Linked DNA regions of Homo sapiens: region 2 is linked to region 1. Evidence: read pairs that join two places in POLR2A ChIA-PET (ENCODE). Cell type or tissue: OCI-LY7. All regions are shown on one strand. Each heading gives the region's core, and the rest is flanking DNA. Links, peaks and the distances in the headings are about the cores only.

Region 1 (5,377 bases), core at 255-5,254:
GGGAAAAAATGGCCGGGCACGGTGGCTCATGCCTGTAATCCCAGCTACTGGGGAGGCTGAGGCACAAGAACTGCTTGAACTCGGGAGGCGGAGGTTGCAGTGAGTCGAGATGGCACCATTGCACTACAGCCTGGGTGACAGAGCAAGACTGTTTAAAAAAAAGAAAAAACGAAGGAAGGAAGGAAGGAAGGAAGGAAGGAAGGAAGGAAGGAAGGAAGGAAAGAAAAGATTTAAAAAAATTTTTTTTTTGAGACAAGGTCTCGCTCCATCACTCAGACTGGAGTGCAGTGGAGCAATCTCAGCTCTTGCAACCTCTGCCTCCCAGGCTCAAGTGATCCTCCCACCTAAGTCTCCCGAGTAGCTGGGACCACAGGTGTACACCACCATGCTCCGCTAATTTTTTAAGGTTTCTGTAGAGACAAGGTGTCACTATATTGCCCAGGCTGGTCTCGAACTCCTGGCCTCAAGAAATCCTCCGGCCTTGGCCTCCCAGAGTGCTGGGATTACAGGCATGAGCCACCACGCCCAGCCCAAGATAAAATTTATAGACCACTGGATGTGTCTCAGTACAATGGGAGATTTAGACAATTGACAATTCGAAGTTCAGTCCCAGGAGATAATTTATATCAGCAACAACAGGTACAGAAAACATAAAATGTTCTTCAGAATCTTTTTAGTTTATATTTATTTATATAATGTATTTTGTTAACTTTTTTATTGTCTGAGGGCTCTTTGTATACCAGCGCTTTATAATATTCCCACTAGAGACTAAAGGAAACCCACTCTCAGTACTTCCCAATGAGAAGAAAAAAGTTGCAATTGGCTGTCACCAAAGCCAATGTCCCTGTAAAAGTGGGAGGCGGGTAACCTTGTCCCCAAGAAAAGCAGAGTGTATGCCTACAGAGTTTAACCACGGATACAACTATCTTGGTGTTGAGAGGTGACAACCTGCTAGCAGCCCTCGCTGGCTCTCGGCGCCTCCTCGGCCTCTGCGTCCGCTCTGGCCGCGCTCGAGGAGCCCTTCAGCCCGCCGCTGCGCTGTGAGGGCCCCTCTCTGGGGCTGGCCGAGGCCGGAGCCGGCTCCCTCTGCTCACTGGGAAGTGTGAAAAGAGAGGCGCCGGCGGGAGCTGGGGCTGCGCGCGGGCTCCGCAAGTCCCGCACTCTGCGCGGCGGGCCGGCGCCTGCTGGGCTTGACTGGGGGACGAGCTCCCTCTGGGCTGCCGGAGTGCCCGGCTAGGTGCCCCAAAATCCCGCAGCCAGTGCCAGTGACAAGTGAAGCCGGCTAGGCTTCTGGGATATTGGGGACTGGGAGAACTTTTCTGTCTAGCTAAAGGATTGTAAACGCACCAATCAGCACTCTCTGTCTAGCTAAAGGTTTGTAAACGCACCAATCAGCACTCTGTCAAAACGGACCAATCAGCTCTCTGTAAAATGGACCAATCAGCTCTCTGCAAAATGGACCAATCAGCAGGATGTGGGTGGGGCCAGATAAGGGAATAAACGCAGGCCACCAATGCCAGCAGCAGCAACCTGATCAGGTACTCTTCTGTGTGGCGGGGGTGCTTTGTTCTTTTGCTCTTTGCAATAAATGTTGGTGCTGCTCCGTCTTTGGGTCTGTGCTGCTTTTGAGAGCTGTAACACTCACTGTGAAGGTCTGCAGCTTCGCTCATGAAGCTAGCGAGATCACGAACCTGCCAGAAGGAAGAAACTTCAGACACATCTGAAGGAACAAACTCTGGACACACCACCTTTAAGAACTGTAACACTCACTGCAAGGGTTTGAGGCTTCATTCTTGAAGTCAGTGAGACCGAGAACCCACCAATTCTGGACACAGTGTGACACTCCTGAGATAGATCTATGTCCAATGTTTTGAAAGAATTCCAGGACATGAAAGTTCTCAATCTTTTACCCATGGCCTTTAAGATAAACCCGGCTAGACAGGGTGGCTCATGCCTCTAGTCCCAACACTTTGGGAGGCCAAGGCAGTGGATTGCTGGAGGTCAGGAGATCAAGACCATCCTGGCCAACATCATGAAACCCTGTCTCTACTAAAAATACAAAAATTTAGCATGCATGGTCGTGGACGCCTGTAATCTCAGATACTTGGGTGGCTTGGGGCCAAAGAATTGCTTGAACCCAGGAGGTAGAGGTTGCAGTGAGCCAAGATTGCACCACAGCACTCTAGCCTGGGCAACAGAGCAAGCTGGAAGAGAGAGAGAGAGAGAGAGAAGGAAGGAAGGACAGGAGAAGAGAAACCCAACTAATTAGTTTAGGACCAGTCCAGAAGAAGGGAGACTGGGTTTTGGCCTAACATACACAAGCTTGGTTATTTTAATTAGGAAATAAATAATTTGCCTAGAAGTAGGCCTGTAGGGGGAACAGCCTGTCTTGGGACGAACATGAGCCTTGGAGTTGGTGAGACCAGATTTCAAATGCCAGTTGAGCTGCTGATCTAACAATGCAACTGAATTGATTAGCTACTGGTACATACAAAATCACCTCAAAGTTTAGTGGCTTAAAACAACAAGCATTTATTTAGATTACAATTCTGCAGGTCAGCAATTTAGGCCAGTGCTCCTGGTCTCCCTGGCCTCTCTCACCTGCCTCTGAGGCAGGAGAATAGGGTTTGGAGGTAGAGAACCTAAGGCAGATTCACACTGACTTCCTAGAACTAAATCAAAAGGAAAACCGCAGTTGCAGTGAGCTGAGATGGTACCACTGTACTCCAGCCTGGGTGAACCCCAACTTTCCACACCCAAGTAACAAATGATCAGAGGCTACTCCCTTTGCAAGCCTCTCCTCCCTGCTACCCCACCCTGTTTTCTGCCTGGCAGATGAAAAACTGAAAGTACCTCTGATTGGTCCCCTCCTGGAACCAATCAGGCTGGTCAAGGGCCAAGTCTTCATTTGCATAGAAGTATAACTTTGTAACTTCAGCCTCTGATTGGTCACTTTTCGCAACCAATCAGACATTTGCATAGGGTGTAACTTGGCAACTTCAGTCTCTGGTTGCATTTACCTAGGGTGTATACCAAGTAACCAATGGGAAACCTCCAGAGGGTATTTAAACCCCAGAAAATTCTGTAACCAAGCCCTTCAGCTGCTTGCTCTAGCTGCTCCCACCCTATGGAGTGTGATTTTTTGTTTCAATAAATCTGTTTTTGTTGCTTCATTCTTGCTTTGTGTATTTTGTCCAATTCTTTGTTCAAAGCACCAAGAACCCAGACACTCTCTACCGGTAACACCTTAAGCTATCCACAGGTCAGCTAAATGATTTTGCTTTTGGGAGCTGGCTGGCTGTCAGCTAGATGCCTCTGTTCTCTTCCATATGATCTCTCATCCCCAAGTGGGCTATCCTGGACTTGTTCACATGGAGAAAGCAGGGGAGTCCTAGAGAGGGTTGAAGCGTCCAAGGCCATATTTAGGGATCTAGGTTTAGAACTGTATACTGTCATTTCTGCCACATTGTATTCACTAAAGCAATCATAAGGCCAGCCCAGATTCAAGGGGTGGTAAAACAGTTCCCACTTCTTGATAGAAAGAGTGGCTGAGTCACATTACAAAGGGAGTGGAGGCAGGAATGTCGTTAATTAGGGCCATAAAACTGCAATCTACCACGGTGACTGTGGCCAAGTTACTTTGCCTTTATGAGTCTCAGTTTCTTTTTTTTTTTTTTTTTTTTGAGACAGAGCCTCACTCTGTCACCCAGGCTGGAGTGCAGTGGCACGATCTTGGGCTCACTGCAACCTCCGCCTCCTGAGTTCAAGTGATTCTCCTGCCTCAGCCTCCCAAGTAGTGGAATTACAGACACCTGCCACCATTTCTGTATTTTTAGTAGAGACAGGGTTTCACCATGTTGATCAGGCTGGTCTTGAACTCCTGACCTCAAGTGATGCACCTGCCTTGGCCTCCCAAAGTGCTGGGATTACAGGCCTGAGCCACCACGCCCAGTCTATTTCATGAAGTCTTAACTGAAAATAATAACACATATCTGAAACAATTTTACTAAGGAATAGGAATAATATACCTATGCCTATTACTAGTGAGCATAGCATTTATTAGTTTATCTGAAACTTGTTGGCTAAAAGTTGCAGCTATCTTACTGTTCTTGATTCAAGTCAAGTTCATTTCACCCTCAGGGCCTTTGCAATTGCTGTTTCTTTTTGCCTGGAATGCTCTCATTTCAGATTTTCACATGATGGGTTCTTCTCACTCAGTACTCAGCTCAACTCCCCACTTCTCATGCACATCTCGCTGACCAACCTATCTAATGCCCTTACCTCCGTTTTCACCTTCACCTTCTGTATAATATTTATTGCCTTTTAACACTTGTCAATATCTAAAAATTATATAGTATATTCTTTAGCTTACTTTTTTATTTTTGAGACAGGGTCTTGCTTTGTTGCCCAGGCTATAGTGCAGTGGCATGATCCTGACTCACTGCAACCTCCGCCTCCTGGGCTCAAGCAATCCCCCCACCTCAGCCTCCTGAGTAGCTGGGGCTACAAGTGTGTGCCACCATGCCTGGCTAATGTTTGCATTTTTTGTAGAGACAGGGTTTCACTATGTTGCCCAGGCTGGTCTTGAACTCCTGAGTTCAAGCAATCCTCTTACTTTGGCCTTCCAAAATGCTGGGATTATTCAGGCATGAGCCACCACACCCAGCCCAGCTTATTTTTTTATTGCTTGTCTCTCCCACTAAAATGCAAGCTCTGTGAAAGCAGTAGCCTTGCCTGTTACGTTTATTGATGTATATCCCAGAAACAAAAGTGTAATTGGTACTTAGCAGGAGTGCAAAAATATTTGTTCAATGAATTTCTTAGCTAATTGATGGAAGAATAAATATGGCACTAGGTTGGGCTCTGAGGAAATGGCATATAGATTGGTTACTTTTGTAGGGGGAGAAATAGGAGGTTGAGTAAAGATTTGAAGTTTGAGAACATAACTAGGTCCAGTGAGAGGCCACAGTAGAGAGCCTTACACAGAGAGGGGACTCTGAATGCCTGTGAGTGACAAGGGGTACCCAAATAGGCCTTTTTCATAGTCCTGTAGACTCTGAGCCTCACTCTGCACCTTTTGCCCTTTTATCATTTACATTATTCCTTTTGACTTAGCACATTCCTTGTAGGAATTTATCCATTGGCTATACTTAAAAGGATTTTGGCAAGCTATATGAACAAGGGATTTCATTCGATTTTTTTGTTTGTTTGTTTGTTTTTTTGAGACAGAGTCTCACTCTGTCATCCAGGCTGGAGTGTAGTGGGATCTTGGCTCACTGTAGCCTTGACCTCCTGGACTCAAGTGATCCTCCTGCCTCAGCCTCCCATGCAGCTGGGACCACACATGTGAATCACCACAACTGACTAATTTTTTTAT
Region 2 (5,377 bases), core at 378-5,377, 350 kb before region 1:
TAGAAATCCAGCCGGGCATGGTGGCTCAAGCCAGTAATCCCAGCGCTTTGGGAGGCTGAGGTGGGCGGATCACTTGAGGTCAGGAGTTTGAGACCAGCCTGGCCAACACACCGAAACCCCATCTCTACTAAAAATACAAAAGTTAGCTGGGCGTGGTGGCGGGTGCCTGTAATCCCAGCTACTCAGGAAGCTGAGGCACGAGAATCGCCTGAACCTGGGAGGCAGAGGTTGCAGTGAGCCGAGATTGTGCCACTGCACTCCAGCCTGGGCGACAGTCAGACCCTGTCTCAAAAAATAAACAAATAAATAAATAAAAATAAAATAAATAAATAAATAGATAAATAAAATAAAGAGGATTAAGAATCCATAGAGAGAAATGAGAGCTTGAAGTGAGTAACAATAGAAAGGATTTAAGGAGGGCAGGGTTAGGAATTGAGCAGGGGATTTGGAAAGAGAGTCCTGGGGATTGCAGGCAGTCAGCCATAAGCCTGGCTCCAGGGGCAAAGATATGCTTAAAATCGACAAACCCATGTCTTCTGAGCCCTAGTCAGGCTGGACCTGAAGCCCCACTGTGAATCATCTCCATCTGAGTGTTCTTGTGACCGAGTAGGACTCCCCTTGCTGATGCCTAAACTCTTGTGTTGCCCCCTCCCTCAGGACCAGTCTGAGCAGTGGGACCACCTAAATTGTGCCGTGTATCTTGCTTCTTGCTTTAATTCATTAATTTTTCCTCCCAGTCAATCACTTTACTTCTAAGCTTTAGACCAAGCTTATCCAATTGGAGGCCCACGGGCTGCATGCGGCCCAGGACGGCTTTGAATGCAGCCCAACACAAATTGGTAAACTTTCTTAAAACATTGTGAGATTTTCTTTCATGATTTTTTTTTTAATTAGCTATTATTAGCGTTAGTGTATTTTATGTGTGGCCCAAGACAATTCTTTCAATGTGGCCCAGGGAAGCCAAAAGATTAGACACCCCTGCTTTAGAGGAAACGAGTACATTTTGGTAACGTGAGAGGTGAACAAACCTGGAATTTAGCTTTGAATATTCTGCATTTAGTATGTGGATATTTGAGTACCTCATAGCCTGCTTACAAATTAGCTTCTAGGGCTGACCCTGTCACTAACAGCTTCATCTGTAAGCTGAAAGGGTGACTGAGTGGGCAAATAACAACTCTCTAAGCCTTGGTTTTCTGTCCTGTAAAATGGGGACAATGGTAAGTACTTCAGTGTGTTAATAAAAATCAAAGGATTTTTGGTTTGTGGCTGGGCGCTGTGGCTCATGCCTATAATCCCAGCACTTTGGGAGGCTGAGGCTGGCAGATTGCTTGAGCTTACAAGTTTGAGACCAGCCTGGGCAACATGGCAAAACCCTGTTTCTACAGAAAAAAAAAAGAAAGAAAAAAAAAGAAAAATTAGCCGAGTGTGGTGATGTGTGCCTATAGTCCCAGCTACTAAGGGGGCTGAGGTAGGAGGATCATTTAAGCCCAGGAGGCGGAGGTTACAGTGAGCCAAGATTGTCACTGCACTCCAGCCTGGGTGATAGAGCCAGAACTGTCTGAAAAACAACGCTAAGGGCTGGGTGCGGTGGCTTATGCCTGTAATCCCAGCACTTTGGGAGGCCGAGGCGGGCGGATCACGAGGTCAGGAGATCGAGACCATCCTGGCTAACACAATGAAACCCCGTCTCTACTTAAAAATACAAAAAATTAGCTGGGCGTGGTGGCGGGTGCCTGTAGTCCCAGCTACTCGGGAGGCTGAGGCAGGAGAATGGAGTGAACCTGGGAGGCGGACCTTGCAGTGAGATTGTGCCACCACACTCCAGCATGGGTGATAGAGCGAGACTCCATCTCAAAAAAACAAAAACAAAAACTCTAAGGTAAATGTTATCCCTACCCTGGAGGTAACCTGAGGTCTTTTCCAGCTGGTTCTTGAACAGTATAGCACACAAGCATCTAAAGTATCATCGGAATGGTACTGCCATTTACTGAATGTCTGTTACCTGCTCAATACTGTGCAAGGTTTTTTATCAGTTATCGAATACTCCAACCTTATTAAGCTGGAGCATTAAATATATGTCAAATGTAAGTATGTAGGTATTATTTCCTACAGACTTATTATTACCTTTACTAATGAGTACACTGAGGCCCTGACAGGGTTAAATCTCTTGCCCAAGTTTACGGCAGTCAGTGGGTTTGAACTCTTATCTGACTCATGTCTGTCTGACTCCAAAGTCCATGTTTGCTCTATTCTGTCATTCATTAGTCTTGTAATAGAACTAACTTAATAATGTAATGTAAGACAGGGATGGTTGCAGACAACTAGAAATGTTAAGAAACTAGACTAATAATTTAAAATGATTGCTTTATGTATTCACTGTGGCATGTTTAAATGGTCATAGGGCCAGGAACATATGCCATTCTTTCAAAGCACTGAAACTTGGCACTTGAACTAGTTTAGTCTGTCTTACCAGAGATCTGTAGTTATACTAAGACTCTTGGATGAGAACATGATTTTATTTAATATGAAGAAAATATAGGCTGGGCATGATGGCTGATGCCTGTAATCTCAGTATTTTGGGAGGCCAAGGCCGAAGAATCACTTGAGGTCAGGAATTTGAGACCAGCCTTGGCAACAAAGTGAGACCCCCATCTCTACAAAAAGATTAAAAAATTAGCCATGTATCATGGTACATGCCTGTGGTTCCAACTACCTGGGAGGCTGAGGCAGGAGGATCATCTGAGCCCAGGAGGTCAAGGCTGCAGTGAGCTGTGTTCATGCCACTGCACTCCAGCCTGGGCGACAGAGCAGGACCCTGACTCCAAAAAATAAAAAAATGAGCTGAGTGTGGTGGTGCACACATTTAGTCTCAGCTACTTGGGAGGCTGTGGTGGGAAGATCCCTTGAGCCCATAAGTTCGATTGTGTAGTGAGCTTTGATCGTACCACTGCACTCCAGCCTGGGCAACAGAACAAGACTCTGTCTCTACAAAAAAAAAAAAAAAAAAGAAAAAGAAAAAAGATCATCTCACTTCCTACCTGCCTTCTGGTTCATTCTATTTTTTTTCTTTTTTTTGAGATGGAGTTTCACTCTTGTTGCCCATGGCGTGATCTTGGCTCATCGCAACCTCTGAGTTCAAGGGATTCTCCTGCCTCAGCCTCCCAAGTAGCTGGGATTACAGGCATGCGCCACCACACCCTGCTAATTTTGTATTTTTAGAAGAGACAGGGTTTCTCATATTGGCCAGGCTGGTCTCCAACTCCCAACCTCACATGATCCGCCCGCCTCAGCCTCCCAAAGTGCTGGGATTACAGGCGTGAGTCACCACTCCTGGCCGGTTCATTCTATTTTTTTTTTGCCATTACTTTTAATGGCAAAAACTGCAATTACTTTTGCACCAACATATATTATCAAATCCACTCTTCTCTCACCATCTCCCATACCCACCATGGACAGAAAGTGTGACCCAGGCATTAATTCTAATTTTCAGGATATGCATTTTACTCAGAGGCCTAATTTAAAACCAACAAAAGAAAACCAAAAATCTTCTTAGCCTATCAAGATAGCTATATCCTGATAAGCTAAGAAGTTATTTTGTTTATATCATTTTTTCAGTACTGTACTTCATGCCAAACTTGTTTATATCAAGAAGCGGGCTTCAAATATGCCAAATACTTTCGTCGAAGAAATACTGCTAGTTTTGGGCCAGGCGCAGTGGCTCATGCCTGTAATCCCAGCACTTTGGGAGGCCGAGGCAGGTGGATCACGAGGTCAAGAGATCAAGACCATCCTGGCCAACATGGGGAAACCCCATCTCTACTAAAAATACAAAAATCAGCTGGGCGTGGTGGCACATGCCTGTAGTCCCAGCTACTTGGGAGGCTGAGGCAGGATAATCGCTTGAACCTGGGAGGCAGAGGTTGCAATGAGCCGAGATCGCGCCACTGCACTCCAGACCGGGTGACAGTGCAAGATTCCATCTCAAAAAAAAAAAAAAAAAAAGAAAGAAAAAGAAAAAAGAAATACTGCTAGTTTTTCTCACGTGCATGTGTGCACATGTAGTTCATTTGCTTATTTAAGCCGAGGTTTTAACACATAATTGGAAGTCCTAAACTAAGGACTTTGGTTTACATGGAGTGCTATGGTACAATCTCGGCTCACTGCAACATCCACCTCTTGGGTTCAAGCAATCCTCCTGCCTCAGCCTCCCAAGTAGCTGGGATTACAGGCGCCCACCACCATGACCAGCTAATTTTTGTGTTTTTAATAGAGATGGGGTTTTACCATGTTGGCCAGGCTGGTCTCGAACTCCTGACCTCAGGTGATCCACCTGCCTCAGCCTCTCAAAGTGCTGGGATTACAGGCTTGAGCCTCCACAACCGGCCGGGTCTATATTTATTTTTAAAGAATTACTTCAGATGAAAATGTGTCATAAATTGCTGCTTTGCTGCACATAGTTACCATTATGTTGCTCATGTTTTATTGACTAGTTCTTGATCTTCAAGTACTTATACCTGGTGTCAGTATGCTTTAGGCATTCATGAATGACAGTCAACAACTGAGCTGAAGGTCATGGGGCACAAAGCTGCAATTCTTTTAATGGTGATGACAGTAACGTAAGTCTGATACACAAGCAGTATGTATTCAACACACTGATACCTGATAGCATGTCAGGAAAAAAGAATAGGCAATGCAGTTTAAGGGGGGAAAAACTGAGAAGTCATAACTACTCCAAAGATGTGCAGGAAACCACAAAAGACATGGACCTGCTTCTACTATAAAAAGAAAATGAAGCACTTCTCTGGGGTTGCTATACCAACTGTTTCAGCCCATTGTAGTCTTGCCTCTTTCAGGGCTTTAGCCACTATTTCATTTCATGGAAAAGCAGACATCTCCTAACAAACAGAGTGACATTTACCAAAATAAAGAGGGCTTCTCAGTGAGAAGCTTAATAAAGAAAAATATTTACCTATGCTTTGCACAATTTTCTTTTTTTTTTTTTGAGACGGCGTCTCGCTCTGTCGCCAGGCTGGAGTGCAGTGGCGCGATCTCGTCTCACTGCAGCCTCCACCGGGCCCGGGTTCACGCAATTCTCCTGCCTCAGCCTCCTGAGTAGCTGGGATTACAGGCACGTGCCACCATGTCCAGCTAATTTTTGTATTTTTATTAGAGACGGGGTTTCACCGTGTTAGCCAGGATGGTCTGGATCTCTTGACCTCGTGATCCGCCTGCCTCGGCCTCCCAAAATGCTGGGATTACAGGCGTGAGCCACCGTGCCTGGCCTGCTTTGTGCGATTTTCAAAAGCCATTATTTCTATTCAATTTTGGGTACTTAACTACAGTGCTGGATGTAAAGTTTATGCAGTAAAAGCTTATT

What was found. ChIA-PET counts read pairs that join two places held together with the same protein. Peaks named below come from ENCODE experiments on the same cell type or tissue, not always from the same donor. Only the 100,000 strongest peaks of a DNase experiment are listed, where the experiment ranks them.
Region 2: POLR2A ChIA-PET joins it to region 1 with 5 read pairs; 13 of 35 experiments call an interaction of 5 or more read pairs at or near these places.

The regions. Positions count from the first base shown.
Region 1 is chr6:42,553,122-42,558,498 of GRCh38, forward strand. No RefSeq gene overlaps it. Among named protein-coding and RNA genes, the nearest start is that of UBR2, 8.2 kb to the right of the region's middle. In OCI-LY7, for the core only: no CTCF peak of the experiment used is centred there; a DNase peak (open chromatin) is centred at 2,920.
Region 2 is chr6:42,202,237-42,207,613 of GRCh38, forward strand. MRPS10 (mitochondrial ribosomal protein S10) reads right to left here. Exons shown (of 7, transcript NM_018141.4): 7 at 4,571-5,377. Among named protein-coding and RNA genes, the nearest start is that of GUCA1B, 10 kb to the left of the region's middle. In OCI-LY7, for the core only: no CTCF peak of the experiment used is centred there; no DNase peak of the experiment used is centred there.